6 separate regions of the Homo sapiens genome follow, and all the other regions are linked to region 5. The links are chromatin loops, found by intact Hi-C in ENCODE. Cell type or tissue: IMR-90. All regions are shown on one strand. Region 1 overlaps LRRC49 (leucine rich repeat containing 49). Region 2 has its middle 12 kb from the start of THSD4. Region 3 overlaps LRRC49 (leucine rich repeat containing 49). Region 4 has its middle 28 kb from the start of LARP6. Region 5 holds the start of THAP10 (THAP domain containing 10). Region 6 overlaps THSD4 (thrombospondin type 1 domain containing 4).

Evidence for each region. Peaks named below come from ENCODE experiments on the same cell type or tissue, not always from the same donor. Only the 100,000 strongest peaks of a DNase experiment are listed, where the experiment ranks them.
Region 1: a loop joins it to region 5, with 4 times the contacts of the local background. A loop is called at or near these places in 9 of 110 quality-filtered maps.
Region 2: it touches region 5 in a loop (6-fold over the local background); 34 of 110 quality-filtered maps call a loop at or near these places.
Region 3: it touches region 5 in a loop (2.5-fold over the local background); 2 of 110 quality-filtered maps call a loop at or near these places.
Region 4: a loop joins it to region 5, with 3.0 times the contacts of the local background. A loop is called at or near these places in 7 of 110 quality-filtered maps.
Region 6: it touches region 5 in a loop (16-fold over the local background); 38 of 110 quality-filtered maps call a loop at or near these places.

The regions. Positions count from the first base shown.
Region 1 is chr15:71,005,250-71,010,249 of GRCh38, reverse strand. LRRC49 (leucine rich repeat containing 49) reads right to left here. Exons shown (of 16, transcript NM_017691.5): 12 at 1,634-1,871; 13 at 258-443. Among named protein-coding and RNA genes, the nearest start is that of THSD4, 110 kb to the left of the region's middle. In IMR-90, no CTCF peak of the experiment used is centred here; no DNase peak of the experiment used is centred here.
Region 2 is chr15:71,101,002-71,106,001 of GRCh38, reverse strand. It overlaps a transcript of THSD4 not described here. Among named protein-coding and RNA genes, the nearest start is that of THSD4, 12 kb to the left of the region's middle. RefSeq lists enhancers at 2,329-2,438, 2,579-2,628, 2,799-2,868. In IMR-90, a CTCF peak has its summit at 2,708 (motif pointing right); a DNase peak (open chromatin) is centred at 2,741.
Region 3 is chr15:70,971,818-70,976,817 of GRCh38, reverse strand. All of the region lies in intron 9 of LRRC49 (leucine rich repeat containing 49), which reads right to left. Among named protein-coding and RNA genes, the nearest start is that of LRRC49, 81 kb to the right of the region's middle. In IMR-90, a CTCF peak has its summit at 2,620 (motif pointing left); a DNase peak (open chromatin) is centred at 2,597; H3K27ac peaks cover 377 bases.
Region 4 is chr15:70,823,407-70,828,406 of GRCh38, reverse strand. No RefSeq gene overlaps it. Among named protein-coding and RNA genes, the nearest start is that of LARP6, 28 kb to the left of the region's middle. In IMR-90, a CTCF peak has its summit at 3,089 (motif pointing left); DNase peaks (open chromatin) are centred at 1,606 and 3,066.
Region 5 is chr15:70,890,667-70,895,666 of GRCh38, reverse strand. It overlaps THAP10 (THAP domain containing 10), which reads left to right and starts at 3,234. Exons shown (of 3, transcript NM_020147.4): 1 at 3,234-3,823. The coding sequence starts at 3,395. It overlaps LRRC49 (leucine rich repeat containing 49), which reads right to left and starts at 2,841. Exons shown (of 16, transcript NM_017691.5): 1 at 2,725-2,841; 2 at 2,027-2,083. The coding sequence starts at 2,772. RefSeq lists an enhancer at 2,881-3,579. In IMR-90, a CTCF peak has its summit at 2,509 (motif pointing left); DNase peaks (open chromatin) are centred at 2,516 and 3,016; H3K4me3 peaks cover 2,227 bases; H3K27ac peaks cover 1,410 bases.
Region 6 is chr15:71,438,147-71,443,146 of GRCh38, reverse strand. The region is part of intron 7 of THSD4 (thrombospondin type 1 domain containing 4); the gene reads right to left. Among named protein-coding and RNA genes, the nearest start is that of THSD4-AS2, 250 kb to the left of the region's middle. In IMR-90, a CTCF peak has its summit at 2,473 (motif pointing right); a DNase peak (open chromatin) is centred at 2,486; H3K27ac peaks cover 59 bases.

The sequences.
Region 1 (5,000 bases), 110 kb before region 5:
TGAATGCTTACAAACAACAGTATAAGTATTTGCCATTTACTATAACCTGGTTACTATTTTATTTTTACAATTTATTTAGTTCTTTGGAAGTTTTAAAATAGATTCTTAGCCTTTTGACATTTTAAATGTCAATTTAAAAAAAACCATTATATCTCAAATGTTCTATCATGGTTACTTAAATTCCTAAACATTTAAAGTAACTATTTTCACTAAGAAGGAATATTTTTATTCTATAGTTCATCTAGTTTTTAGCTTACCTCTGTTCCATTTATTTTCTGCATACTGAAATGGCTTAGCCTAAACAGTACATAGTATTTCCAGAGTGTAAAATTGACAACTGGATTTCCTTGAGGATCAATTGTCAACTGGTCAATACGACGGAGTTGGGCTAGTGCGTTAAATTGCTGCAGCATTACAAGATTTGTTTCCTTGAATTTAAGGTGCTGCAATGATAAAACACAAATACAGATCAGAACATTGATTTTAACCATATTGAAATATTAACATTAAAGCTTCACTAATCATTCCCCAGGTAAATATGTAAACTTTAGGCTTAGCAAATATGTTTTCAATTACATTAAATCAACTGAATGTACTAAACTTACATAACTTTAATTCATCCAATGCACCATTGATGGAATCCATCCAATATTGAATTCTGGGTGACTCCTTCTACAAATGACAGTCTCACTTATAAACCAACATTCTTTAAAGATACATAAATATCAAATAATGCAGATTCTTTCAGGAATTATTGATTTTATATGCTTTACATTGACATTAAATAAATTTTTTTAAAAAGACTGGAAATGAAAATTTCAGAACTTTATAAATACAGGCCCCCACAATTTTCCTGAGAAGAACTAGTTAGTTATTATTACTTGTATCTTGCCAAACACTACGTAGGATAGTTATACTGGCTATAGAAAAATCAAATCACTAAAACTGCAATGTTAACGCAAGCATTCTGTCTGTGAATCTAGATGCTCTTTTCTAAACATACTGTCTTCACCTCTAACTATCTTTTTTAGGGAGAATGAAGTGAAAATAAAAACAAAAACCCACCAAAAAGGCAGGTGAGGGAAGTCTCTTGGCTGACAGAGAAAAACACAACAATAATAGAAACTCAAGAGAGAACTCATTACAGAAATCACAGTTTCTACAAATGCATACTAAATAATACAATGACACCATAATTGAGGAAGGCTAATTTCTCAAAGTAATTTTAATGAGCTATTAAAATTATTTTCAACATTGTTAGGGGACAACTGTAAAAATTATACAGTAAATATACATTTCACCATTACCAGGTACCATAGGTGAATACATAAGGCTATGTGGTAAGGTGAATCACTTATAAAGTAGAAATATATAACTTGAATAAAATTATATCAGTCTTTTTCTACTCCACAAAGGATCATTTTTTTTGAGATAGAATTTCAAATGTTAACATAAAACTTCAAGGCCATTTATGAATACTAATTTAAATCCTAGCTCAAGAAAATCAACACAAAACTTAAATCTTCCTGCCAGATAGAAACTACATAAATACAAGTTAAAACAGGTCTTTGGCCTGAACACACAAGTCATTGACTAAGAATATTCAAATATACTACTAAAAGGAAATATTTACCAGAGAATTAGGAAACTTAATCTTCAGTTTAGGAAGCACTTGGACGATTTCATCAAATTCTATGAAAGTGAAGGAGACTGTTGTGATCATTCCTGCTGTTTGAACACTCCAATTCCTATCCAGAGATTCCAGTGCTCCTGAGCCATATAGGGAAAGTGTATCCCCGTCCACTTCAACAAGGTATGTGTCTATGACAGATAAACCTTGTAAAGCATTGTTGAGTCCTGAGTCTAGAGGCCTGGAAAACCCAAAGTATAATTTTAAATGAAAGATATCATGCAGAATACCTAACAGTATAATGACCTGTCAGAAAAGCTCTTCACAATTTTATATTCTTTTTTCATTTCAGTAATTAAACCTAGAGCATTAAAGACTAATTTTCAATAGACTATCTAGCAGTTTTGTATTATTCTAATCATATATTTTAATTTAAGAGGCATGTTATGAACAAAAAAGATCACCTCTAAACCCAAATTATTTCTATCCATGAAAGATAACTAATATTCCCTTTAGTTTTAAAACAAGCCGTTTACTACATTATGGTTATCTTTCCATGTCAACACAGATAGGTTTTCCCAATCTATAAACTTTTCTGACTAGAAAAAAGTACAGTTTACAAATTAGTATTTCTATAGTAAGAACCATACATATAAAAATATGTTTATGAACCAAGTAATAACTGCTAAAAATAGTTTATTTCTCAGAGGTTGTATTAGGGGGTAACTCTAACTTTCTACTTTTGGATACTTCAATGGTTTTTGAAATTTTTAAAGTGTATACTACAGTTATAATCAGTAAAATCAGTGTAGATTTCCTCCTCACTTTGAAATAAGAAACAGTGAAAAGGAATCATTATTTATATTATATATACACACTATATATATATATATATATATATATATATATACATGCTTCTCATACTGCACTGAATTTGGTAATTATTATTTCCAAGGTAGAAGCCACATTTTTTATATAAGGCTATCTAAATCATAGCTAGAGAATAAATGAAATATCTTAATCCAACTCATATTATCTGCTTTGTGAATAGAGACATAACTATTTGTTTTACCCAACCTCAAAACTTAAACAAAGCATGGTTTTTGTTTCTGCATTTTCCTTCTGGGATTTCTCCTTTCATCCAGTATTTATTTGCCCCTACTAAAATTAGTGTCTCGCTCTTATTTGTGCTCCCATGGTCTTTGGTATACTCCTGGAACACACTTCTCATAACTATATTACAATTTTATGCTTACAATTTTGCCTGTTATTCCAGATAGTGAGTGAGGCTAAAGATTATATATTTTTTCATCTTTGGGGACCCAAAATCTAGTAATCAGCTTTTAACAATGTATACTGAATGAATTATTAAATATCTTCAAACATTTACAATGATGTTAAGGGATAAAACTAAGAAAGCGCTGCCCTGTTGTTTATCATACTTATTTCAGAGGTACCAGTTAACCTTCTACACATTTGTTTATTCAATAACAAGATGAATAATGACATCAGTCTACTTTAAGTGAATATGCAACCAAGAAAATACAAAAAGGCTTGATTTCTACCAGACTAGCACTTAAGACAATGATTATTATGTGACAAAAATCAAATATCCAATGAGTAGTAGTACATGAATGGTCTTAGATAATAATCTTAGAAAGGTGAAGGCTGATAATAGGAAAAACTAACTTAACAATTAGTTCCATACATTGTGCTTTGTGTGATACATTGAGTTAGATTATATCTCATTGAGGTTGCTTATATAATCAATACTGGAACAGAACAAAGGACAGCTTCACTGCCACTAAAACAAAGAAGATGAAAAGAGTGCATACTGCTATTACAATACTTGCCACATTGTACTGCAATTACTTGTTGCCTTATCTATATCTCTCTTACTAAACACAGTGATCCTTGAGGGCTTGAATTTTGTCACGATTACTATAGTAGATCCAACATCTAGTACAGCTCCTAGCCTATGCTCTGCTCAATACATATTTCTTGGATGAATTAATGAAGTGGGACAATGATGAAGTTTTTAATGAGTATGTATTATATCTTAAGAAGGATGTTTGAACCATAAGCTATAGTTTCAGTAAAGGGGCAGAATCAGTGATATAGACACAGAATCAGGTTTAGCAAGAAGGTTTACCCACATAGGGACGCCTGATGGCCACAGTAACCAGCAAAAAAGTTTAATGTAAAAATGATGGGGAATCAGAGTTATGTATCAAAAACATCAACAAACCCTTTGGGAAATGATGTTGCTCCACATCATATATTTAAAAGTGTCTTGCTTTTCTTTTTCCACATAATTAAAAGTTTAAGAATATAAGCTCCACAATAAAAAGTCTGTCATCAGAAAGGGATTATTTATTTTGTGTAAAGGGCTTGTCAAGTAAACTCTTCAGGAAATAAGTGACATAATAAACAAGGCTACATTCAGTAAAACAGTGACATGGTTACAAAACAAAGCAGAAGTAATTTCCAATTTATATAGCTATCACATGCCCATTTGGTAAAAACAAACGGCAAGTCTCCTGGGCTGCAGACAGGCTCATCCTTTTCACTAGCACCTAGTAAACAGGCCATATAACACCTAACCCATTTCAGTTATTTTCTGAAGGAAGCTTTTGAGTTTAGCCTTAAACTCTGGTCAATGTTTACAAATTTGCTCCTCTGGGAAAGTGTGTTCTGAGCTCCATTAAAAAGTGACTTAGCTTGCCAAACAATGTTTATATTTTGGGGATTGTTCTTCTAGTTTTCCTTGTATCCTTAGCAGATATGGGTACATCTTTTTAGTTATACATACACACATATTAATTAATTAACTAATTAATTCTTTCTTTCTTTCATTCACCAAACATGTCCTCAAAGCCCACTATCTACAAAACACTGTGCTAAGAATTCTGGCACATGCCACTAAATCATCTGTATTGATAAGAACAATCAACACTGAGATCATACAAAGGTTTCTGGATATAGCAAAATTATTGCTCACTTTTACTGGGTCATAGTTTCAGAAATATAACTGCTCTAATCCTCCTCTGCAATCAACCTAATAAACACATGGGATATAATTTCTAAACTAAAATGACCTCAATATCTCATTAAACAAATAGGTTTTTGTGGAGAATTTATTATGTGTCAGATATTGTGTTAAGCATTGGGGATATAATAAATCAAGATATATTTGCCCTCAAAGAGCTCTCAATCTGGATGGGTGGGGCGGAGAGGAAGATGAATATATATATTAAATATAATATAATGTGCTTATTGTGATATAACGAATATTTAAACCATATGCTAAGGGAACACAGAGAAAGGAATGACTAATTCTTCCAGAGGGGAAAAGTCAATTTTAAAAAGG
Region 2 (5,000 bases), 210 kb before region 5:
CCTGTCCCACCCCCCAAACCCTCTTTCCTATTCCATACTCCATATCTGGATGAGGAGCTATCATCTTCCCAATCATTCAAGCTCAACATCTCAAGAGGGCTCATGGCCCTGGAATGCTCTTTTTTTCTCTATTAATATAAGAGGGGAAAATGCAAGCCAGAAAAACAATTGAAGGCATTGTGCAGGCCAGGTGAGGTTGTGGTTCAATCTTGGTGTGAATTTGTTCCTTTGAGAATTCGTCTTTGGGTGGAATGCCTCTAATTGTGGACTCAGAAAATAGGATGAAATGTAGAGGAAAAGAAAATAGGATAGTGTAGTGTGATAAGAAGTATATTTGGTCTTTGTCCGTGGTCCTGGCACAGAGAATCTAAAACCCTTGGAATTTCCTCAGTCATGAGGTGTCCTTTCTTATTCTTAAGGAGCCTCTTTGGAGCACACCTGAGTTTATGCTAATGAGGTAATTTAGGGTAGGACCCCAGATAGCCTCAGGATGGGACTCAACACCAGAAAAACTAAGGGATTAGAAGGTTGAAACTTTCAGCCCTACCCACTGACCTCCAGGAATGGGATGGGAGGAAATTAAATTCTATGAAAACTCTGGGAGAGAGGGGTACCCCAATTCTACAGGGACAAAAGCTCCTATGCTTTGGACCCTTCTAGACCTCACCTAAGTCTTCATCTGTATCCTTTATAATAAACGAGTAAATGGCCTGAGTTCTGTGAGCTATCCCAGCAAAGTATTGCTGAGAAGGTGGGTAGGGGAAACCCCAATTTGCAGCTGGTTGGTCAAAAGTACTAGAGACCTGGCCTGGTGATTGACATCTGAAGTAGAGGCTGAAAACTAAAAATAAAATCCTAAGCCCCTCAACAGCTGAACAGACCCCCTCTTGGCTAAGGGGACCCTAGAAAATCCTTAAAAATGGAATTCCCAGCATGACACAAAGGGAGGTGATATATCCCCACCCTTTTGGAGTTTAGGCACAACTGACCACCATTAATATTAAAATACAGACCATAAGACTAACAAAACAGACTCCTTGTGACAATAAGATATCAAATTATAAAGAGGACATAAGGCCGTGCCGGACAAGGGCTAAGTCACTCAGCCCTACGGGTCACTCTGACCTCGAATATTGGTTCACATACTTCCTTATCTTAACTTAAAACTTTCTTTTCTGTTGACTCCAAATTTTTACACAAAGCTCTACTCCTTTAACCAATTGCAAATTAAAGAATCTCTGAATCCGCCTATAACCTGTAAACTCCCACTTCAAGATATCACACCTTTTCGGGCCGAACCAGTGTATACCTTCCATGTGTGAATTTATGTCTTTGCCTATAACTCCTGCCTCCCTAAAATTTATACAACCAAACTGTAATCTGACTGCCACAGACACACTTTCTCAGGACCTATTGAGACTGTGTTCTCTAGGCCATGGTCACTCATATTGGCTCAGAAGAAACCTCTTTAAAATATTTTCAGAGTTTGGTTTTTCCATTAACAGGGCAATCTTGTGAGACTGAGAACTAACCCTGTGGGATCTGATGCTTAGCTCCAGGTAGACAGTGTCAAAATCGAATTAAATCGTAGGGCATGCAGCTGATGGGAGCAGAATTGGAGAACTTCTTGGGATGGAGAAAAAGCCCCACACATTTGCTGTCAGAAGTATTGTGTGAGCGAAGAGAAACAGTCTGTTTTCTCCAGATGGATTGCCTAATTCTTTCCGGCCATATAATAAAGAGTTATTGCTGGTCAATAAGTTTTGTTTTTTATGAAACTTTGCAGGGGCCGGGGGTGGGGGAGACAATAAATGCCATACATATAAACAAAGATATCATTTCCCACATAGCAAATGATTGATGATTTAAAAAGCAAAAAGAGAGCCTTATTCCAGAAAAGATGGAATAAGTAAGGACACACTAAATGTAACTATAAATCCTGGACAGAATGGATGGAGGAGCTATCTGAGAGTTCTGAAACATAAATCATAGCAGGTGGCTTTGGGAAGAAGACCAGAATTCAAAGTCCCACTAAATCAGTAGTGAATTTTTTTCCCTCCCAGTATCAGCCAGCCTAGACTAAAAGGCAGCCATAAAGCTGGAAGTGTGCACCAGAGGAAGACAGAAAGAGCTGCAAGAGAAGTCCTCTCTAAAACACAAGAAAGGAGATTCTGAAGAGTCAGAGAGAGAGTGGGGTGCAGGGGAACTCCTGGTGTTTTTTTTTTTCCTTCTTTCCAGCCTCAGCCCACAGGCAATATTGTAGCAGCAGTGGTGGTGGCAGAGGCTGAGGGGGTGGGAGTGGAGCTAGGCAGTCATCTAAGATTCCAAGAGAGGGGAATTATTCTGTTTGACTGGAGGAGCAGTGTTCACAAGAGTGTGTGGCAAATCTTTCTTCCTTTTTTTTTCACCTTTCTCCTCCTGCCACTTGACTCCAAACACAGAAACAGTCATGGTAAGTGTGGCAGAGCAGAGAAACTGAAGCCCAAGCTTGCTCACTGGAGGGCTGAAAAGGGAGGCCCCAAGGAGCCAGAGGGTGTTGGGGAGATCACGGAGAGTAGGGAGCTTAAGTCAGAAATCCCACAAACTTATGTTTTAGCTCCTGGGCTCACCTCCAGGCTACACATGTATGGATCTGATCCTAAACACCATACCACATGTTTGGAGAACTGAAACTGCAAGGTAGACCCCAGTCCAGGCCCATGATTGGCCACTGGGTGGCACACACACAGGACTGATCTGAATAGCACTGCACTCTGAAATCAGAAATGATATTGAAACCACAGCCCAAGAGGCAGGTTTGGACTCGCAAAAATAATATAATCTGTTTCATTTCCTGCTTCAAAAAAAAAAAAAAGCCTTCTTTTTAGGATTTAAGTCAGACCTGGGGTCCTGTAATATTCAAAATGTCTAGGATATAATCCCAAATTACTCAGCATATGAAGAACCATGAAAGTCTCAACTGACAAGGAACGAGACAATCAACAGACACTAACCCTGAGAAGATACAGATGTTAGAATTACCAAACATTTTTTAAAGCAGCAATTATAACCATGTTCCATAAAGTAAGGGAAAGTGCTCCTGAAACAAATGGAAATACCGAAATTCTCAGGGGGGAAAAAAGAAGATATAAAAACAGGCCTAGTGGAGTGGCTCACACCTGTAATCCCAGCACTTTGGGAGGCCAAGGCAAGTGGATCACCTGAGATCAGGAGTTCGAGATCAGCCTTGGCAACATAGTGAAACCCTGTTTCCACTAAAAATACAAAAAATTAGCTGGGCATGGTGGCAGGCATCTGTAATCCCAGCTATTCAGGAGGCTGAGGCAGAAGAATCTCTTAAATCCGGGAGGTGGAGGTTGCAGTGAGCCAAGATCACACCATTGTACTCCAGCCTGGGCAACAAAAGCAAAACTGTCTCAAAATTTAAAAAAAAGGAAGATATAAAAACAAACCAAATGGAAATATTAGAACAGAAAAAGAGAAGGACACTAACTTAAATTTCAGATTAACTGGATGAAAAATTAACTTAAAGATAGATCAATAGAAATTATCTAATCTGAACAACAAAGGAAAGAAAATTGAAAAAGAAACCCAGCAGAACCTTAGGGGCCTGTGGGAAAAAATACCAAAAAGTTTAATATTTGTGTCATTACACTCCTAGAAGGAAAAGAAAAAGGATGTTGAATGGGAAAAAAATATTTTAAGAAATAATGGTGGAAAAACATCACATTTCACAAAAGACATGAACATGGAAATTGAAGAAACTCAGTGAATCCCAAACAGGATAAAATCAAAGACATCCACACATTATAATCAAACTTATGAAAACTATTAAAATAAAGAAAATATCCTGAAAGCAATCAAAGATAAATGACTCATTTCAGGTAGAGAAACAATTATTTAAATGACTGTGCATTTCTCATCAGAAACCATGGAAGCTGGAGGGAAGTAGAATAACATTTTTAACATACAGAAAGAAAAGAATTATCGGCCCTCCACAGTGGCTCATGCCTGTAATCCCAGCACTTTGGGCGGCCAAGGGGGCGGATCACCTGAGCTCAGGAGTTCAAGACCACCCTGGGCAACATGGTGAAACCCCGTCTCTACGAAAATACAAAAAATTAGCCAGTCGTGGTGGCATGCACCCGTAGTCCCAGCTACTCAGGAGGCTGAGGCACGAGAATCGCTTGAGCCTGGGAGATGGAGGTTGCAGTGAGCTGAGATCATGCCACTGCACTCTAGTCTGGGCTACAGAGTGAGACTCTGTCTCAAAAAAAAAAAATAAAAAAGAAAAGAAAACTACCAATCCAGAATCTTATATCCAGTGGAAATATCGTTCATGAATGACAATGAAATAAGGACATTCTCAGATAAAGTAAGAAAATTCCTTGATACCAGACTTGTTCCATAAGAAATGCTAAGGAGAATTCTTCAGACTACAAGGAAATTAAATCGAGGGAAACTTTAACAATAGTAATGAAATAAGAGCAACTGAAATGGTAGATACCTGGAAAAATATAATAGATTTTAAGTTCTTTGAAATATGTGAAAGCACAAATTGTAACATTGACTGATGGAATTTTCAATGTATGTAGTCATCATAATACATAATACTATGATGACTACGTAAACAGGGGATGCCAAAGGTACCTATATGGTGAGAAGATCTAATATTTATATCATTTATGTGTTTATACCATTTAAATTTAATGCAAGAATTGAGTACTCCTCTTGAAATTATAAAATATAATAGTAATATAATAGCAGACCATATACTGTAATCTCTAGAACAGCTACTAAAATTTTTTTCCCAGAGATATAGTAAAAATATCAATAGAAAATTAAAATAGAAGACAAAGATATTCAAATATTTCAGAAGAAAGTAGGAAAGGGAAAATGAAAATCAGAAGAAACAAACATAAAATATGTGATAAAATGGTGATCTAAGTACAAACATATCAATTTTATTTTATTTTATTTTATTTTTTATTTTACTTTTT
Region 3 (5,000 bases), 81 kb before region 5:
ATCTGTTGGTAAGAAAGAAAAACTAAAATTCTGGTATCTTCTTGATAATAGTCCAATTTCTGGGACAAAAGCCATATCCTTTACATAGCAAAAAATAAAAATAAAAAAATAAATAAGTTGGGGGGGGAATCTGGGATCTGGGACAAAAAACTACTTTTTCCTCACTTCATTTTGGCCATGAAGACCCAATATAGAAATAATTTCAAGTCAATTAAGCCATGCAGTGATTTAATAGGTGTTTGATAACCTAGATTATACTTTGTTAGCAGATATTAAGGCCTAAAACAATGCACATATCACACAAGAAAAAGACTGATCCAAAATAAATAATAGTAGTCCTAATATAGGCAGCATTTTATGAAATTTTAAAAATCAAATGGCAAGGTGTGTTTTAACCATATACTTTAGTTATAAACATTATTTTCTTTGAACATATAAAATATTAAAACAGACTTTAAAATCACAGGGTTTTTTCCCTCAAAGAGGTGGTCAATAATTTTTACTCAAACAATCACTTTTAGCAAACAAAACTGATTTTTTTGCAGGGTCACACCTAGTGTTAGAGTGAAGATTAGAAGCCATGTCACCTGACTTCTGGTCCAGGGATATTAGCTGTTAAATACTGGGGAGGGAAATAGTCAGAACAGGATAGGTTATGCTGCTGTAACAACTTCAAAACTTTCACTGGCTTATGACTTTAAAAAAGTTTATTTCTTGATCACGCAAAGAACACTGCACCTGTCTTCAATGTAGTGGCTAAGTATTCCTGAGTGCTATGATCTGATGGCATCCTCAACTTTATATAGGCTTCCGCAGTGACTACCACATGGGAAGGAAGCATGAGAATCATGCTTTTAAATGCTTCTGCCTGGAAATGATATACATTATTTCTGCTCACATTTCATTGGCCAAACATCTTCCCACATGTCAAAAAGGAGGAGAACCAGAGCATATTGGTGAACATTAGTAATGTCTACCAAAACAGAAAACGTACACATGAGATGAGCTCCTTTTTTTTTTTGGAGAGCAAATTGTAAACAAGTTCACACTAAGCCAATTAAATGTGAGCTTGAGGTGAAAACTTTAGACATTGTTTGTTTCTGAATTGTGTTGTTGTTTTGTTTTGAGACAGGATCTCATTCTGTCCCCCAGGCTTGAGTGCAGTGGCGAGATCTTGGCTCACTGCAGCTTTGACCTCCTGGGTTCAAGCGATCCTCCTGCCTCAGTCCCCCAAGTCTCTGGTACTACAGGCGTGTGCCTCCACACTCGGCTAAATTTTTTGTATTTTTTGTAGAGACAGGGTTTTGTCATGTTGGCCAGCTGGTCTCAAACTCCTGACTCAAGTGATCTGCCCACCTTGGCCTCCCAAAGTGCTAGGATTACAGGCATGAGCCACCACGCCCAACCCTGTTTCAGAATTGTGAGAATACTGCCTGCATTCACAAAATGCTGCCTTAGAAATAAAAAGGAAAATTCTGCCTCCCAGAATTTTCTATATAAGGGTCCTTGTTCTAGCCCCTCAACATGTGTCTGTTCTCTCTTTTTTTGAATAGTTGTGAAAACAGGTGAAGATCACTGGGATATCTTCCTTATGTCTTCTCCTTTGTCAACTAATCATGTCAGATTCTTTGGAAATGCTCTAGTTTATTGTCTGCCCTCTAAAACTAGTAATAGTTCAGGTGTAATCTGACCACTGTAGAAAAAAATGGGATGGGACTGTCTCCATTGTCTGAATTCTCTTTTTCTATAAATGAATATTGTTTTAAGCCATATTAACTTTTAATAATCACATCTCATAATTAATTGAACTTGAATTTAGCAATTCCAAGTCACTTTAACACACGCTGCTAAGTCTAATCTTGTATAATACTGAATTTGTGCTAAGAATTGTTTTGCTTGATTGTTGTTATGGAATAAAGTCCAGGATGTTCAATTCATCTATTTTTTATGTTGTTAAATTCTGCTTACTTTTCTAGACTAGGCATAAACAAACTTTTTCTGTAGAGGGTCAGATAGTATGGTAAATATTTTAGGCTTTGTGAGCTGTATGTGATCTCTATCTCATATCCTTCTTTGTTGTTCTTTTTTTTTTTTTTTACAATGCTTTGAAAACATAAAAGCCATTATTAGCTTGAGAGCTGTACAAAAAGCAGGCTGCCAGATGGATCTAGCCCATAGGCTGTAGTTTGCCAAACCCTGTTCTAGACTATGGAGATACTTTTGGATTCTCATTTGATCAACCAATATACCAAGAACTCTAATTTCTCTAGTTTCTGTCATTCACATACTTTACCAGAATAACAAATATTTTCTCCTAGACATTAATAAAAATGTGAATAGAATGGACTGGAGGAAAAAAGCCTCATGGCATGCCAGTACAGATTTCTCTAAAGGCTGGCATTAATCCATTACTTCATGTTCTGTAAGTATACTTGAATCAAAAATCTACATAACCATGTCATACAATTTACTCAAAATGATGCCATAAAAGACTTTGCCAAATGCTTTGCTTAAATACCAAAACACTGTCTATAGCACTCCTCTAACAAGGTCTATTTGTAATTTCTAGGTCAGGAAACTAATTCTTTTCTGGCATGAATTGTTTTTTAGTGAGCTAATGCTGCCTCCTAGTGACCAATTCCTAAGTACTCACAAACCATCTTTTTATTTTATTTTATTATTTTATTTTTTTGAGACAGAGTCCCCTTCTGTTGCCAGGCTGGAGTGCAGTGGCGCGATCTCGGCTCACCGCAACCTCCAACTCCCTGGTTCAAGTGATTCTCCAGCCTCAGCCTCCCGAGTAGCTGGGATTACAGGCACGCACCACCATGCCCAGCTAATTTTTGTATTTTTAGTACAGATGGGGTTTCACCATGTTGGCTAGGATGGTCTCAATCTCCTGACCTTGTGATCCGCCCACCTCAACCTCCCAAAGTACTGGGATTACAGGAGTAAGCCACCGCACTGGGCCACAAACCATCTTTTAATAATGCAATTTAAATTTATTTCAGAATCAACATCAAGTTGACTGTCACAATTTGTGGAATTTATATTCTGTACTTTTGACATTAAAAAAACCACAGTGCCACAAAGTCACTGTAGCCAGACTGACTGCCTCTCTAGATTCCTCTTCTCTAAGCTCAGCAACTCTGAAAGAAAGGCAGCAGCCCCACTCAGAGCTTATAGATAAAACTCCCATCTCCCTGGGACAGAGCACCTGGGGGAAGTGGCGGTTGTGGGCACAGCTTCAGCAGACATAAATGTTCCTGCCTGCCAGCTCTGAAGAGAGCAGCGGATCTCCCAGCAGAGTGCTCGAGCTCTGCTAAGGGACAGACTGCCTCCTCAAGTGGGTCCCTGACCCCCCTGCCTTCTGATGGGGAGATACCTCCCAGCAGGTGTTGACAGACACTTCATACAGGAGAGCTCCAACTGGCATCTGGCGGGTGCCCCTCTGGGATGAAGCTTCCAGAGGAAAGAGCAGGCAGCAATGTTTTGCTGTTCTGCAGCATCTGCTGGTGACACCCAGGCAAACAGGGTGTGGAGTGGACCCCCAGCAAACTCCAGCAGACCTGCAGAAGAGGGGCCTGACTGTTAGAAGGGAAAAAACAGAAAGCAATAGCATCAACATCAACAAAAAGGATAACTACGCAAAAACTCCATCCAAAGGTCACCAACAGCAAAGACCAAAGGTGGATAAATCCACGAAGATGAGGAAAAACCAGCACAAAAAGGTTGAAAATTCCAAAAACCAGAATGCCACTTCTCCAAAGGATCACAACTCCTCACCAGCAAGGGAACAAAACTGGATGGAGAATGAGTTTGACGAATTGACAGAAGTAGGCTTCAGAAGGTGGGTAGTAACAAACTCCTCCAGGCTAAAGGAGCATGTTCTAACCCAATGGAATGAAGCTAAGAACCCTGAAAAAAGGTTACAGGAACTGCTAACAAGAATAACCAGTTTAGAGAAGAACATAAATGACCTGATGGAGCTGAAAAACACAGCACAAGAATTTCGTGAAGCGTACACAAGTATCAATAGCTAAATCGATCAAGCAGAGGAAAGGATATCAGAGACTGAAGATCAACTTAATGAAATGAAGCGTGAAGACAAGATTAGAGAAAAAAGAATGAAAAGGAATGAACAAAGCAGCCAAGAAATATGGGACTATGTGAAAAGACCAAACCTACATTTGATTGCTGTACCTGAAAGTGACGGGGAGAATGGAAGCAAGTTGGAAAACACACTTCAGGATATTATCCAGGAGAACTTCCCCAACCTAGCAAGACAGGCCAACATTCAAATTCAGGAAATACGGAGAACACCACAAAGATACTCCTCAAGAAAATCAACCTCAAGACACATAATCATCAGATACACCAAGGTTGAAATGAAGGAAAAAATGTTAAGCACAGCCAGAGAGAAAGGTTGCGTTATCTACAAAGGGGAGCCCATCAGACTAACATTGGATCTCTCTGCAGAAACCCTACAAGCCAGAAGAGAGTGGGGGCCAATATTCAACATTCTTAAAGAAAAGAATTTTCAACCCAGAATTTCATATCCAGCCAAACTAAGCTTCATAAGTGAAGGAGAAATAAAATACTTTACAGACAAGCAAATGCTGAGGTATTTTGTCACCACCAGGCCTGCCTTACAAGAGCTCCTGAAGGAAGCACTAAATATGGAAAGGAAAAAACAGTACCAGCCACTACAAAAACAAACCAAAGTGTAAAGACCATCGACACTATGAAGAAACTGCATCAACTAATGGGCAAAAAACACCAGCTAGCATCATAATTACAGGATCAATTTCACACATAACAATATTAACCTTAAATGTAAATGGGCTAAATGCCCCAGTTAAAAGAAACAGACTGGCAAATTGGATAAAGAGTCAAGACCCATTGGTGTGCTGTATTCAGCAGACCCATCTCACATGCAAAGACACACATAGACTCAAAATAAAGTGATAGAGGAAGATTTACCAAGGAAATGGAAAGCA
Region 4 (5,000 bases), 67 kb after region 5:
CTCTGGAGGCTGAGGCAGGAGAATCGCTTGAACCTGGGAGGCAGAGGTTGCAGTGAGCCGAAGTCGTGCCATTGTACTCCAGCCTGGGCAACAAGAGCAAAACTCCATCTCAAAAAAAAATTAAAAAATAAAAAATAAAATCTCCTAGGTGATTCTAATAGGCAGGCAGCATTGGAAAGCTCTGGCCACTGGAATGAGGAGCACATTAATTCCCTCCTCCTTTCTCAAGGCTTAGTCCTGGTCTCTTGTAGGCATTCCAGGGGTCTGAGCACCTTGTTGATGAACCTGCTCCTTCTAACTCTCTGGCCAAATCTTCAGCTGGGGCATGGGCTTCCTGTTTGTTAGCATAGCCGGCCTTTCTTGAATAGCTTGACTGAGAAACTCAGCCAATGGTATTTTTACAGATGTTTCATTATTTTTAATGAAAACCAGTTCCTTCTCCACACTGGGACACGAGGCCTGGTGACCATCTCCGCTTGAGGTGCTGGCAGAACATCTACACGCTACACATATCCAAAACACCACTTTGTCCACCCTCCCTCCCGCTCCATACACATGCCCATCTGCTCCTTCTCCTGACTTCCCCATCTCAGCCAGTGGCATCACCATCTCCCATGTCACCCAGACTGGAGATGAGGCCATGTGGAATACGTGAAGAATGCAGGTTCTGAAGACCAAGTGACCTTTGACTAACAACTGAGCCTCCCTATGTCTCAGTTTCCTCTCCAATAAATAATAGATAATAATAGTAGATAATAATAATTCCTATTTCATACAATTTGTTAGAATTAAATGAGTCAGGCCAGGCGTGGTGGCTCATGCTTGTAATCCCAGCACTTTGGGAGGCCGAGGCAGGTGGATCACTTGAGGTCAGCAGTTCAAGACCAGCCTGGCCAACATGGTGAAACTCTGACTCTACTAAAAATACAAAAATTAGCCGGGCCTGATGGTGCATGCCTGTAGTCCCAGCTACTCAGGAGGCTGAGGCAGGAGAATCACTTGAACCTGGGAGGCGGAGGTTGCAGCGAGCCGAGATCGAGCCACTGCCCTCCAGCCTGGATGACAAAGTGAGACTCCATCTCAAAAAAAAAAAAAAAAAAAGAATTAAAATGAGTCAATACCTGTAAAATGCTTAGTAATTTGCCCATGGTAAATGCTCAAAGAACGTGAGGCTACCATATTTGTACCTTTCCCTTCCAAATCTCCCGTATTCAATCAACAATCCAGAACTGTCATTTTTTGGCTCTGAAATATTTCTTACACGCTCCCTTCTTCCCCAGTGCTTACTTAGTTCCACATACCCTCCTCCCAAGGTCTCTCTGTCTCTAAGCCTCTGCATTAACTTATCTCCCATCATGCTACCAAACCTATCTTACTAAAATAGGGCTCTGGTCACATAACTTCCTTACTTCAAAAAATAAAAATAAAAAATTGCAGTCTGCCTCTTCCTGTACAGAGAAAAAGAGCCCAACTGCCTGTTATGCCCTGCTGTGCTGTATGCTTTGTGGGGAAGGCTCTCTGAACATTCCTCCTTGATCCACCACCCGTCTGACTCTGGGGTAACTTCCTGAGCTGGCAGGCTGGCTTCATATCCCGAATATGTGACCATGCCTGTGTCTCATTTACTATTGCATCACTCCAGGGTGTGGCTGGGTTGAAAAAGGCTCTGTTTGGTTTCTGCCACACAAGACAGACACATGAGCAAGTACTCATTGAAGACATATTGTTCATCGATTATTTTTAAATACTTTTTCCATAAAATGTGAGCTAGCTTTTCCCAGTAATTTTCATCCATATACTCTACTTCTTGTAAGTTGTAAACATGACAGAAAAGCTACCTAGAAACTAACAGCAAAGATCTAAGGAAGAAAGGATTGAACCAACAAGGACTGTTGACTTTTTATTCCTAACACTGACATAGATCCTGGTGAGTGCTAATTCCCTTAATGAAAAAATAATCCTGGGCCGGGCATGGTGGCTCACACCTGTAATCCCAGCACTTTGGGAGGCTGAGGCAGGCGGATCACCTGAGGTCAGAAGTTCGAGACCAGCCTGGCCAACAGGGTGAAACCCCGTCTCTACTAAAAAATACAAAAAATTAGCCAGGCGTGGTGGCATGCGCCTATACTCGGGGGCTGAGACATGAGAATCACTTGAACTCAGGAGGTGGAGATTACAGTAAGCCGAGATCGCACCACTGCACTCCAGCCTGGGGAACAAGAGGGAAATTCCCTCTCAAATAATAATAATAATCCTGTAAGCTACAATCTTAGTACTTCAGCCTCATGAAGCATCCCTCAGGATGACAGTCATGTTGATTGCATCAGTCCTTTGCGATTCATTTTGGGTAGTGGGAGATATATCTGGAGTGTGTAGACAGCCCATTGGTGAACCAAGCTACCTTTATTTGGACCAATTTCCGGCTGGGCAGCTGTTTGCACAACACCCCAGATTTGGAATCAGCTGTGGGATGAGCAGAAGCCAGCTAGATACGTGCCTTGTGATGGCACCCAGATATTCAGTTCAATTTCACAAAGATTCGGCCGGGCGCAGTGGCTCATGCCTGTAATCCCAGCACTTTGGGAGGCCGAGACGGGCGGATCACGAGCTCAGGAGATCGAGACCATCCTGGCTAACACGGTGAAACCCCGTCTCTACTAAAAATACAAAAAATTAGCTGGGTGTGGTGGCGGGCGCCTGTAGTCCCAGCTACTCGGGAAGCTGAGGCAGGAGAATGGTGTGAACCCGGGAGGCGGAGCTTGCAAAGAGCTGAGATCGCGCCACTGCACTCCAGCCTGGGCGAAACAGCGAGACTCCGTCTCAAAAAAAAAAATATTCACAAAGATTCCTGAGCAACTACTATGGGTAAAAGAAGCAGCAGGCTGAAGTGCTTTGGATGAAAGATAAATCCTAGGTGATCCTTTTCCTTACCTATAACCAGAGAGTGCAGTAGGTGCAGACCTGCCTTCTCAATGCTGTATTTACAGTTAACTCGCCTTCAAAGATGAATTTGGGAAGTTCAATTTGTTATGGTTTTTCAAAGTGGTAGCCAGAGGCAAATTCCTCCGATTGTTTTGCTATCTCAGTGCCCTCTAGTGTCCAACCGGGACATAGCCTTATCTAAACAGCTGATAACCTGGCACCTGCTCCTAGTTGAGGGTATGCTCCTGTAGTTGGGGAACAAGAAAGACCAGTTGAAATTCCAACCTTGCCACTTGCAGAACTCTCAGGGCTGTCTCACTTCTCTAAGCTTCAGTTCCCTCACTTGTAAAATGAGGATGATAATGCCTACAACATCAGGTTTTTTTGTAAGGAATTAAAAGGATGATACGTGGAAAGCATGACACCATCCTACCATAAAGAAATAGCTCCCAAAAATATACCATCACTAAAGCTCCCAGACATAAACTCATCATAAGTAAGAAGGATGGGAAAGACTAATCTAGCACACTCCTCCCTCTGCATTTTAGCCAGTTGTTTATGCATCATTTCCTTGCTGAATTATGAACAATGAGGTAAGAGACCATGTATCTCCACACATCTTATAGTGCCTGGCCCATGGCAAGATCTCAGAAAATATTTGTTGAATAGGTACTGAATAAAACGAATTTTTCCTGGCCTTAAAAATATTGTACAATGTAATATAAATTCATGGTTTCCAAATATCCAAGCCGACTCTCTTGGAGAGCATGTAAATCCTAAGGACTCTATAATTCAACACTGTTTGGCAACTTCTCCTTGTCCTGAAATACTCCAGCTCTGGAATATACCTTGGGGTAGCTGTAGGTCTCATTGTAAGCTATGGAAAAGCATATTCAGCATGATAAAATCTGGGATGAGAACTCTTGAGCTCTGACCCCCTGATGCATCTGAAAAAAATGAGTGAGCTCCTGGGATAAATGGGGAAGAGCTTCGTTAATAAGAGTGGCAGCCAAAGGCCAGTAGGGACCTTCAGAAGTCAGGACCCAAGAGACCTCCTATATTGCCTCTCTTAAGTGTAAAATGAGAGTGATGGTCCCATCCTGAAGCCCCTGGAATACACTCTGATGGGCCAACTCAATCAACAATGCCCAGATGATTTCAATTATAGAAATGTAATTGAGGCAGGTGCGGATCACCTGAGGTCAGGATTTCGCGACCAGCCTGGCCAACATGGCGAAACTCTGTCTCTACTAAAAATACAAAAATTAGCTGGGCATGGTGGCGGGCACCTGTAATCCCAGCTACTCAGGAGGCTAAGGAAGGAGAATCGCTTGAACCCAAGAGGCGGAGGTTGCAGTGAGCTGAGATTGCACCATTGTACTCCAGCATGGGCAACAAGACTGAGACGCAGTCTCAAAAAAAAAAAAAAAAGAAAAAAATGTAATTGAGTCTGTCATATGTTAAGTCGGCCATGACTTCAGACTTCAGTGAAGAACATATAGCAACTCTTATGAACATGAATAGATATTTTCTTTATACAAAAGTTATTCTTCTAATACTATAAGTCTACAAACCCACAGTAAATAAAAGAAAATAAACAAGGCCGGGCACGGTGGCTTACGCCTGTAATCCCAGCACTTTGGGAGGCCGAGGCGGCTGGATCATCTGAGGTCAGGAGTTCGCGACCAGCCTGGCCAACATGGTGAAACTTCATCTCTACTAAAAATACAAAAATTAGCCAGGCATGGTGGCAGGCACCTGTAATCCCAGCTACTCGGGAGGCTGAGGCAGGATAATCGCTTGAACCCGGGAGGTGAAGGTTGCAGTGAGCCAAGATTGTGCCACTGCACTCCAGCCTGGGGGACAGAGCGAGACTCTGTCTCAAAAAAAAAAAAAAGGAAAGAAGAAAGAAAATAAACAAGACAGATGAGTAGATCAGTTTCACTTTTTTTTTTTTGAGACGGAGTCTTCTTCACAAGAGGAAGAAGCGGACTTTGACATTAAGAACTGATCAGAAGCCAGTAATAACAGATTTATGGAGTGCAACATCTGTTGTTCGTTTAGTATAACTTTAAAAC
Region 5 (5,000 bases):
AAAGCATATTTGTGGCTTCCAGGCATTTAAGGGAAGCAGGGAATGGGAAGTAACTGCTTAATGGGTACAGGGATTCCATTTGGAATGATGAAAAAATTCTGGAACTAGATAGAGGTGATGGCTGCACCTCTATCATTGTATTTTACCACCCACAAAATCAGGATCAATTTTATGAGGTCAGATACAAGATATTCCAAGCTGAGACACTTCCAATCCCTCCACGCTCTCACCACAAATACAATGATTAAAAGAATCATTTGCTTCAAAAAAAAACACACAATATAAATAAAATGCTGTTGAAAAAATCACTGTTTTGATCATTATAATCCTTTTAAATGTCCTATTATAATATAATAAAATTGTATATTTAAGCCTTCTAAGAAAGGTTTTCACTTGATCTAAAACTGATCTAAAATAATTATCTGGTGGGAGGACTGAGAAAAACAAAACCAGAACAACTTCTTATGATTAGCCACAAAAAACCCCAAATATGTATCTTGAATTAATTAAGATACTTCTAATGTATCCATACTATAAACATTATGTTGGCATTTGCATTATATCCTTAGGAATTATATGACCTAAAGGTATTTTCTCAGAATAGATGTCCACACAAGAGAAAGTGAATGGTTTGGAAAAAATATTTAGATGAGGCACACAGCTCTAGAAACATTATAATGGTGGAAAAGGATTTGTCCAGAGAAATCAATTAGGAAAGCTCTGGAGAGAATCCATTATGCTCAATTATAATAAATAATATTTTCAATTAATCTAACTGCTGTTTATTTGAGATGATCAAATTGTCTATTTTCTGAGTGTTTACCATTTTCATATTCATATATAATGTAATCAACAGCTGCCTCCTTGACTAACGATGTCCTTCCATTTACCTTCCTCATGCCTTTTCTTACCCTTCTTCATGCTGTTATGTGTGAACTCTGCCCTTCACTTTAGAGTTCTTCCAGTGACGCCTATTTAATAACTTTTTAGGACACACCTGAATTGTGATGGTTAGAGGTTTCCAACTTGGTCAAAGGAGGAAAAATCATGTTGTGTCTTGAGACATAGTGTGTAGAAAGTAGGTAAGTATAAATGCTGAGGTGAGACAGAAAGGAAAGAAAAACATGTTTATCTCAAAATCTCAAAAATTAAATCAAAAGCCAGAAATTCTAGAAATGCTAGAGACATTATGGGGAAATAATCTTGGGGAAAAAAATCTCATATTCATATCGTAACTTCTAAATAACGTTAAGTCTAACATGTGTCCACTGCTAACCTATTTTTTTCTTCCCTGATTTTAAATGGGATGTGTGGATATGCCCTCCCAATTACCATTTTATCTAAGGTGTCATTAGTAGTAAGACATACCATTATTTTACCCTCTATTAAGAAAGAAAAAAAACCTCCCCAATTAAACTATGACATGCCATCAATTTTAAGAAGGCTCCTGATTTCAGAAATGTGTAAATATCACTGGGTGCGGTGGCTGTTGCCTGTAATCCCAGCACTTTGGGAGGCCAAAGCAAGCGGATTGCTTCAGCTCAGGAGCTCGAGAACAGCCTGGGCAACATGGTGAAACCTGTCTCTACAAAAAATACAAAAATATTAGCCGGGCGTGGTGGCATGCACCTGTGGTCCCAGCTATTCAGGAGGCTGAGGTGGGAGGATCGCTTGAGCCTGGGAGGCAGAGGTTGCAGTGAGCCAAAATTGTGCCACTGCACCCCAGCGCCCCAGCCTGGGTGATACAGCTAGACCCTGTCTCAAGAAAAAAAAAAGTGTAAATGTCAAAAAAAAAAAACAAAAAAACCCTTACCCTTTTGTAATCAATAAAATCACATTAAGTTTTTTAAAGAGGGCTATTTTAGCTTTATGTAGGCAGAAAGTAAGAACTAGCTTTAAACTGGAAATCAAAGCAAATCTACTTAAATTTTTCAGTTTAGAATCTATCTACACTTTAAGTCATGCTGCTATTTGTGTAGAATTTAAAACAATCTTCAATTTAAATGCCAACCTTCTTAAATCTTACTTTGTTTTTTTCAGGAAGCGATGATGTTTGAATAACCAGATGAAGCCCGCAGTTCACCTGAAATGTAAAAATTAAACCATAAAATTTGCTCTTAATACACAAACACATATTTCCAAAAAAAAAAAAGGTACAAACAGAAATACAACAAAAAAATAGAACACAATGCTCTATTTCTGTTTCTGGTAAATGATCTTGTTCTGAGGATTTGCTGAAAACAATAAAATCACATCTAAGAATTAAAAGGTTTCACTGATTTATTTTCCAAAATGTCGGCAGCAATTTAACCCTCTAGTTAGTACCTCAGGCTTTCGACATTTGCCATTCAGGTCTAAATAAACATCTCAATGAGACAGGTGAAGGAGGTGGGAGTCCCTAATGATAAATTCTCTTCACAGTTAAAAGGAAAAGAAAAGAAAAAGGAATTGACTGGCCAAAGGAATTTAAATAAACCCAAGCCTTTCACAGCAGACCAGCTCCACCTTCTGGGGAGCCCAGATCCTGGACAAGACTTTGAGTACCCATCATACAATATTAAATTGTGCCTTGGTCCAGCCCACGAACCTCAAACCCTGGTCAGACAATAGCTTGAGTAGACCCAGCGGTGCCGGTCCTAATAATACAGCCCATCTCCTAGGACAAAGACGCCAGTCAGAAAGAGTACCAGTGGGAAGAAAGAGAAAGTAGAAGGCCCAACTTACGTTGTTCGCAGCCCGGCCAGAAACAGAGCGATATTTCCCGGGAATCATGATAGGAGACAGTCCAGGTTCTCTGTTAGATCTGCCTTCCAGGTGACGCTACAGCGGAGATTCAAAGAGACCCGAAAGAGGTCATCTCCCAGGCAACCTGCTCAGGGTTACCATGGAAACGACCATTTCCGGTCTGGACCTCTCCCGAATCGATAGAGCCACACAGTCGTTGCAGCTTCTAGTTGTATTCGTGAGAGCCCAGTGCGTCACCACTTCCTCGTTCTATTTTCCCAGCCTCATAAAAACAGAGCGGGAGTATTGGGAGGAGGATAAGCTGGGGAAGAGGCTGGCCACACTGGTTGCTATAACCACCACCACTTCCGGTCCGTTCCTCTTTACGGCCCACCTCAGCGCTGCCCGCGCGAAATTTGTATCCCTCTGCTTGTGTCCACTGGCTCCTGGGGAGCAGCGCAGGGAGGAGGAGGAGGAAGATATCAAAGAGCCCTCCCATTGGGGGCCCCAGATCGCCACTTCCGGTGACCAGAGGTAGGGAAGGAAACAATCCCGACCCGGAGTGGACAGGTGAGGAGGGGAGGACTTGCCTCGCCGAGGCCGCTGCGAGGAGCGTGCCCAAGGGCGAAGGTCCAGGGAACCCGGCTCCCGCGCACCGAAGACGGCCGCCATGCCGGCCCGTTGTGTGGCCGCCCACTGCGGCAACACCACCAAGTCTGGGAAGTCGCTGTTCCGCTTTCCCAAGGACCGGGCCGTGCGGCTGCTCTGGGACCGCTTCGTGCGGGGTTGCCGCGCCGACTGGTACGGAGGCAATGACCGCTCGGTCATCTGCTCTGACCACTTTGCCCCAGCCTGTTTTGACGTCTCTTCGGTTATCCAGAAGAACCTGCGCTTCTCCCAGCGCCTGAGGCTGGTGGCAGGCGCCGTGCCCACCCTGCACCGGGTGCCCGCCCCGGCACCTAAGAGGGGAGAGGAGGGAGACCAAGCAGGCCGCCTGGACACGCGAGGAGAGCTCCAGGCAGCCAGGCATTCTGAGGCTGCCCCAGGTCCAGTCTCCTGTACACGCCCCCGAGCTGGGAAGCAGGCTGCAGCTTCACAGGTAAAGAGAGACCACCGAAGGTTGTGTAAGGACCCCTGGACTCTGGCTGGGCTCCTCCACTTAGTGTCACCTTGGGAAAGGCACCTCATCTCGAAAGTTCCTGTTTTCTAATCTGCAAAGTTAGGGGTGTGCTTTAGAGGTGATCTCCAAGGTCCCACTTATCATTAACACTTTGGAATTAAGTGACCCAGTTAATTCCTTCTAACTGCTCCTCCCCCAAAACTCACACACACACACACACACACACACACACACACACACACACACACACACACAGAGTCTTGTCCTGCAGAGTAGTGAGTTGCTTTCACTCGCTGCTCCAGAGTTTTTAAATAGAAAGGGTTTAATTTGAGCAAATCTCCAGGATTGGAGTGCTTGAAACTGTGTTGCATAACATTACATAAGCTTGAGGAAAGTCCCTTATTTGTGTCACAAATGATGGGGCGAAGGAGATGTGGAGCTACAGATGAAGATGATGGAGCTTGCTAATAAATCCCTTCCCACCCCAAGCTTCCTTTATGACTGATAACTAGCTCCAGCTGCCTTTAAGTTCAGTATCCCTAGTGAGCTGACTTTCCCCATCTTGCTCTCTTCTGCCTACTTTTCTGTTCCTTCTAAACATTGTTTGCACTCATTTTGCATCTGGTTACTACTACCTTCTTCCCCACGTACCATTTTAAAGAAAACTTTCCAGCCTTCCTTGTGATAAACTTCAGCCTTGCCACCATTACACAGATTAAATTATAGCAAGAGGTTAGTAATTTCCTCAGGGGTCTGTAATCCTTACTTAGGTCCGGTTGCCAGACCAACACTCTTTCTGCAGTACTAACCTGCTTCCTACATTGGGGTGGGTATTTAAGACCCTTTAATGGCATCTTGCAATTATTAAGATAAAGAGCAAAATTATTAACCCAATTTACATGGCCCTGCATGTTTTTTCCCCCTGCATACCACACTAGCCCTAACCAAGGCCACTGTCCCTGTTGCTCACTGTGTACCATCATGCTGACCTTTCAGTTCTTGGACATACTATACTATATTACTTCCTACCAACAAGACTTTGCTCAGTTGTTGCATGTATTATAATATCCTGGAACTATGCCCCTCCCACTCCCATCATTGCCAATTAAGTCTTTTTCCCTTAAAAATCAGCTAAACATCTTTCCCCTTGATCCCT
Region 6 (5,000 bases), 550 kb before region 5:
CATTCATGTACCCTTCACCTAGATTCAGTGAACATTTTGCCACACTTGTTTCACTGTCTCTCTGCTCCCCTCTTTCTCCCCCTTTCTCTTGTATTTTTAGTGTATTCATAATTCTTTCAACATTTCTTAAGTACCTAATCTTCCTGGGTCTGCCCTCAAGGGGCTCATGGTTTATCGGAGGGTTCGATGCATAAACAGTCTAGCAAGAACAAGAAGGTGTCAAGCACAAGGGACTATGGGGACTGGAAACACAGTAAAAGGAGCAACGATGCCTGCCAGAATCAGAGATTGCTCTACCAAAGGTGACCTATGTGGGTACATAAGGGAAGAAAAAGATTTCCAGGCAGAGGGAACAGCCTATACCAAAGCAAAGAGGAAGCAGAGTCATGTGTCTGAGTTTTGTTTGTCCTGTTTTGAAACTTCTGCTTTCATCTCCTCCCTTCATATATATATATATATATATATATATATATATATATATATATACACACACACACACACATATACACACACATACATATATATATACACACACACACACACACATATATATATATATATATATATTTTTTTTTTTTGAGATGGAGTTTTGCTCTGTTGCCCAGGCTGGAGTGTAGTGGTGTGGTCTCGGCTCGCTGCAACCTCTGCCTCCCGGGTTCAAGCGATTCTTCTGCCTCAGCCTCCCAAGTAGCTGGGATTACAGGTATGTGCCACCACGCCCAGCTAATTTTTGTATTTTTAGTAGAGACAGGGTTTCACCATGTTGGCCAGGCTGGTCTTGAACTCCTGACCTCAGGTGATCTGCCTGGCTTGGCCTCCCAAAGTGCTGGGATTACAGGTGGGAGCCACTGCACTCGGCCTCATCTCCTTCCTTTGGATAGCAACAAGGGGCTGGGTGCGGTGGCTCATGTCTGTAATCCCAGCACTTTGGGAGGCTGAGGTGGGTGGATCACGAGGTCAGGAGATGGAGACCATCATGGCCAACACAGTGAAACCCCATCTCTGCTAAAATACAAAAAAATTAGCTGGGTATGGTGGTGCATGCCTGTAGTCCCCACTACTCAGGAGGCTTAGGCAGGGGGATCGCTTGAACCCGGGAGGCGGAGATTGCCGTGTGCCAAGATGGCGCCACTTCACTCCAGCCTGGTGACAGAGCAAGACTCTGTCTCAAAAAAACAAAACAAAACAAAACAAAAAAGATAGCAACAAGGGCTACCATTTAGCTACTGCATGCTTACTAAGCTGTGCCAGGCATTGTCTAGGGCTCTTTTATGCACCGTCTCATTGAATCCTCACAAACCTGCGGGGTCAGTACTGCTCTCATCCCCGCTTTACTAAAGTGGAAAATGAGGCTCAGAAAAGTTAGGAACTTAATAAAGGAGATCCAGCTCCTGAGAGGCAGGGTAGTAAGTCCTACTGCATGTTACTATATCTTCTTAAAGTTCTACAGGTGAGGCTGGACATGGTGGCTCACGCCTGTAATGCCAGCACTTTGTGAGGCCAAGGCGGGCAGATTACGAGGTCAGCAGTTCGAGACCAGCCTGGCCAACATAGTGAAACCCCGTCTCTACTAAAAATACAAAAATTAGCTGGTGTGGTGGCGCACACCTGTAGTCCCAGCTACTCCTGAGGCTGAGGCAGGAGTATTGCTTAAAAAAAAAAAAACCCCAGGGGGCAGATTTTGCACCACTGCACTCCAGCCTGGGCAAAAGAGCAAGACTCCATCTCAAAAAAAAAAAAAAAAAAAAATTCTACAGGTGAAACTCTCCAAGGACACTGAGGCTTTCTTCCATCCCTCTCTCCCGAACCCTGTTGCCCACTGATCCCAATATCCAGTTACAATATCCTGGACAATTTCTGCACCTGGTCACTGCCTGTCTTTGCTACCCCCAGACATCAAGATCCATGCAAATGACTTCCCAGACACATCCCCGCATCACCATCACCATTACCCATCACCAGCACTGCTATTTATTATTCACAATGCACCCTGCACTGAACCCAGATCATTATACATGAAACATCTCATTTAATTCCCCCAGAATTTTATGATGTGGACTCAGTATCTCAAATTTATAGATAAGAGGACTGTGTCTCTGAGAAATTTTATGACTTGCTTAAGATAATCTGACTAGTGAATTTATACACACTCCTGGTCTGAGAAGAGCCAAAGAAGGACTGAACTAAACAACAACAAAAAAACAGATTCAGAACTGAGTCTGAAGAGCAGTTCACTTTGCATGTCCATACATAATTGCTCCCAAGTGTAATTTACAGTTCTTGATGTTATCATCAAGGAGCAATTACCCTTCTAATTCAAACTGTCCCCAGTTATTGCCCCAATGACTCCACTTCCATTTTTGTATTTTGGCCTTTTTGGTGCATTGCCAGCCCTGAATTAAACAGTAATTTATGCTGGTTTCCCTATGAGCTGCTTTTGAGAAAGATATGTAATTTTAGTACTGAACACTAGATGTCACGATCAACCAGTTCAAGAAAAAGTCATCATCAAGCAGTATTACAAGTCTCACGTTTACTTGTGCTATATGATCTATAAAAGCAGGAACACGGCAATAAGGCATAGACTTTCATTTAAAAAATATTGGATGGTCTCTAGCCTCATTCTGAGGGGGATTATATATCTATCCAAAAATAGAAAGAGTTTATCTTTCCCTAAACAAGAAATAATAGCATGAGTACACCAAACATTACTGAAACACCATGCATTGTATTTTATTTATATCATATATTTGAAATTTCATATTGTATGTGTGAAGTATTTAAATTAGGCCTTTAGAAACTGACTTGAAACTCAAAGGATATAAAAATCCTTCATCCACAAGAAGTTCATCATAGCTCTCACAAGGGAGACAAAGCTTATATTGAGGTTTTGTTAAGCAGTTTTGAGGAAATGAGATTAGTATTTGGAAAGCAAATGTTGGAATCCAAAATCTTTGTTCATGCATGATCATATTCAGTCCATTTAAATGACAATCATGGCTGTCACTGATCTCCCTTCCTTAGTCCATTTGGGTGAATGTGGAGGTGGGATGGAAAAAAAAAATCTTTTTGGCTGGCAGCACTCAAGATTTGGTTAGGAAACTAGGTTCAGAATATTCTTTTTTTATTATTATTATACTTTAAGTTCTGGGGTACATGTGCAGAACATGCAGTTTTGTTACATAGGTATACACATGCCATGGTGGTTTGCTGCACCCATCAACCCGTCACCTACATTAGGTGTTTCTCCTAATGCTATCCCTCTCCTAGCCCCCCACACCCACCAACAGGCCCCAGTATGTGATGTTCCCCTTCCTGTGTCCATGTGTTCTCATTGTTCAACTCCCACTTATGAGTGAGAACATGTGGTGTCTGGTTTTCTGTTCCTGTGTTAGTTTGCTGAGAATGATGGTTTCCAGCTTCGTCCATGTCCCTGCAAAGGACATGAACTCATTCTTTTTTACAGCTGCATAGTATTCCATAGTGTATACGTGCCACATTTTCTTTAACCAGTCTATCACTGATGGACATTTGGGTTGGTTCCAAGTCTTTGCTATTGTGAGTAGTGCTGCAATAAACATAGATGTGCATGTGTCTTTATAGAATGATTTATAATCCTTAGGGTATATACTCAGTAATAGGATGGCTGGGTGAAATGGTATTTCTAGTTCTAGATCCTTGATGAATCATCACACTGTCTTCCACAATGGTTGAACTAATTTACACTCCCACCAACAGTGTAAAAGTGTTCCTATTTCTCCACATCCTCTCCAGCATATTCTTAAGCACTATAATTACTAGCATTTTGCTGGGAATTGTGAAAATAGAACACAAGAAGAGTAAGTAGAAAAAAATAGTAAATTTCAAGCCATTAGAAGATGGATTGATAAACTTTAAAAAATTGCTATGATCCATATGCAATAAAACAAAACTTGTGAAAGATACCGCCTATTTACTGAATGGCAGAAGACGGTTCCTCAAGAGCCGCCTATGGGAGCAGTGATTTGTTTTTCCATGTCAAATCTAGTTTGTCCTAAAAGCAAACAGCTGCCAAAAGCATATTCTGCATTTTTCAATAAATTTTCCAGTTCTCTATTTTTTAATACTTTCCCTCAACTGTCCATGAGATCTTGATCTGGCCTACCGTGGTCTTGTCATTTGGAATGCTTTTCATGATTGTAACTCCTGCCATTCTGCTCCAAAAAGTCATAGAATATTCATTTTTCAATCAAGTAAAAATATATTGTAAACAGGAAGTCTTGTTAAGGTACCTAAATACAGGTGGCTTTTCCAAGTGATGAACAAAGAAAGGTTTCCATTTGAAGTCCATAAATGCATTAGCCCCGAGCAAAGCAAACTTACCTTTCATCACTTCAAACACCTGTGTGTTCTGCTTCTTTTTCGAAATGTATGTTCTAATATTTGTATATGAAAAGACAGAGATTCATAGAATTGAATACAAAGCCAAAAATATACACAAGTAATAAAGAGGGAGCCTCAAAATAGTGGGGGCAAGGTGGACTATTCAATTATGGTTTAGGTAATTGGGTAATTATCCATAATTGGGTAGCCATCTGAAAAAAAGTAAAATTGAACCCATACCTCACACGATACACTAGGATAAATTCCAAATGAATTAATGTAAAAGGTAAAAATGTAAAAACACAGAACCATAAATTGCTGAAAGAAAACAGGATGATTTCTTAATAACTTCAAACTGTAGGTCTTTCTATGACATAAAATCCAGAATCACAAAAGAGAAAATTGCTAAATTTGCCATTTAAAAAATGTGAAACTTCTGCATGGCAAAAATAAACAAAATTTCATAAGCAAAGGCATAAGTTAAAAAAAAAATAAACCCTGCAATTTACACAATAATCTCTTTAATGCATAAAAAGCTCCTACAAGTTAAGAAAAAGATCAGCAACCCAATAGAAAAATGTGCAAAGATTATTAAAAGACAGATCACACAAAAGGAATGTAAGTGGTTCCTGGGCGAG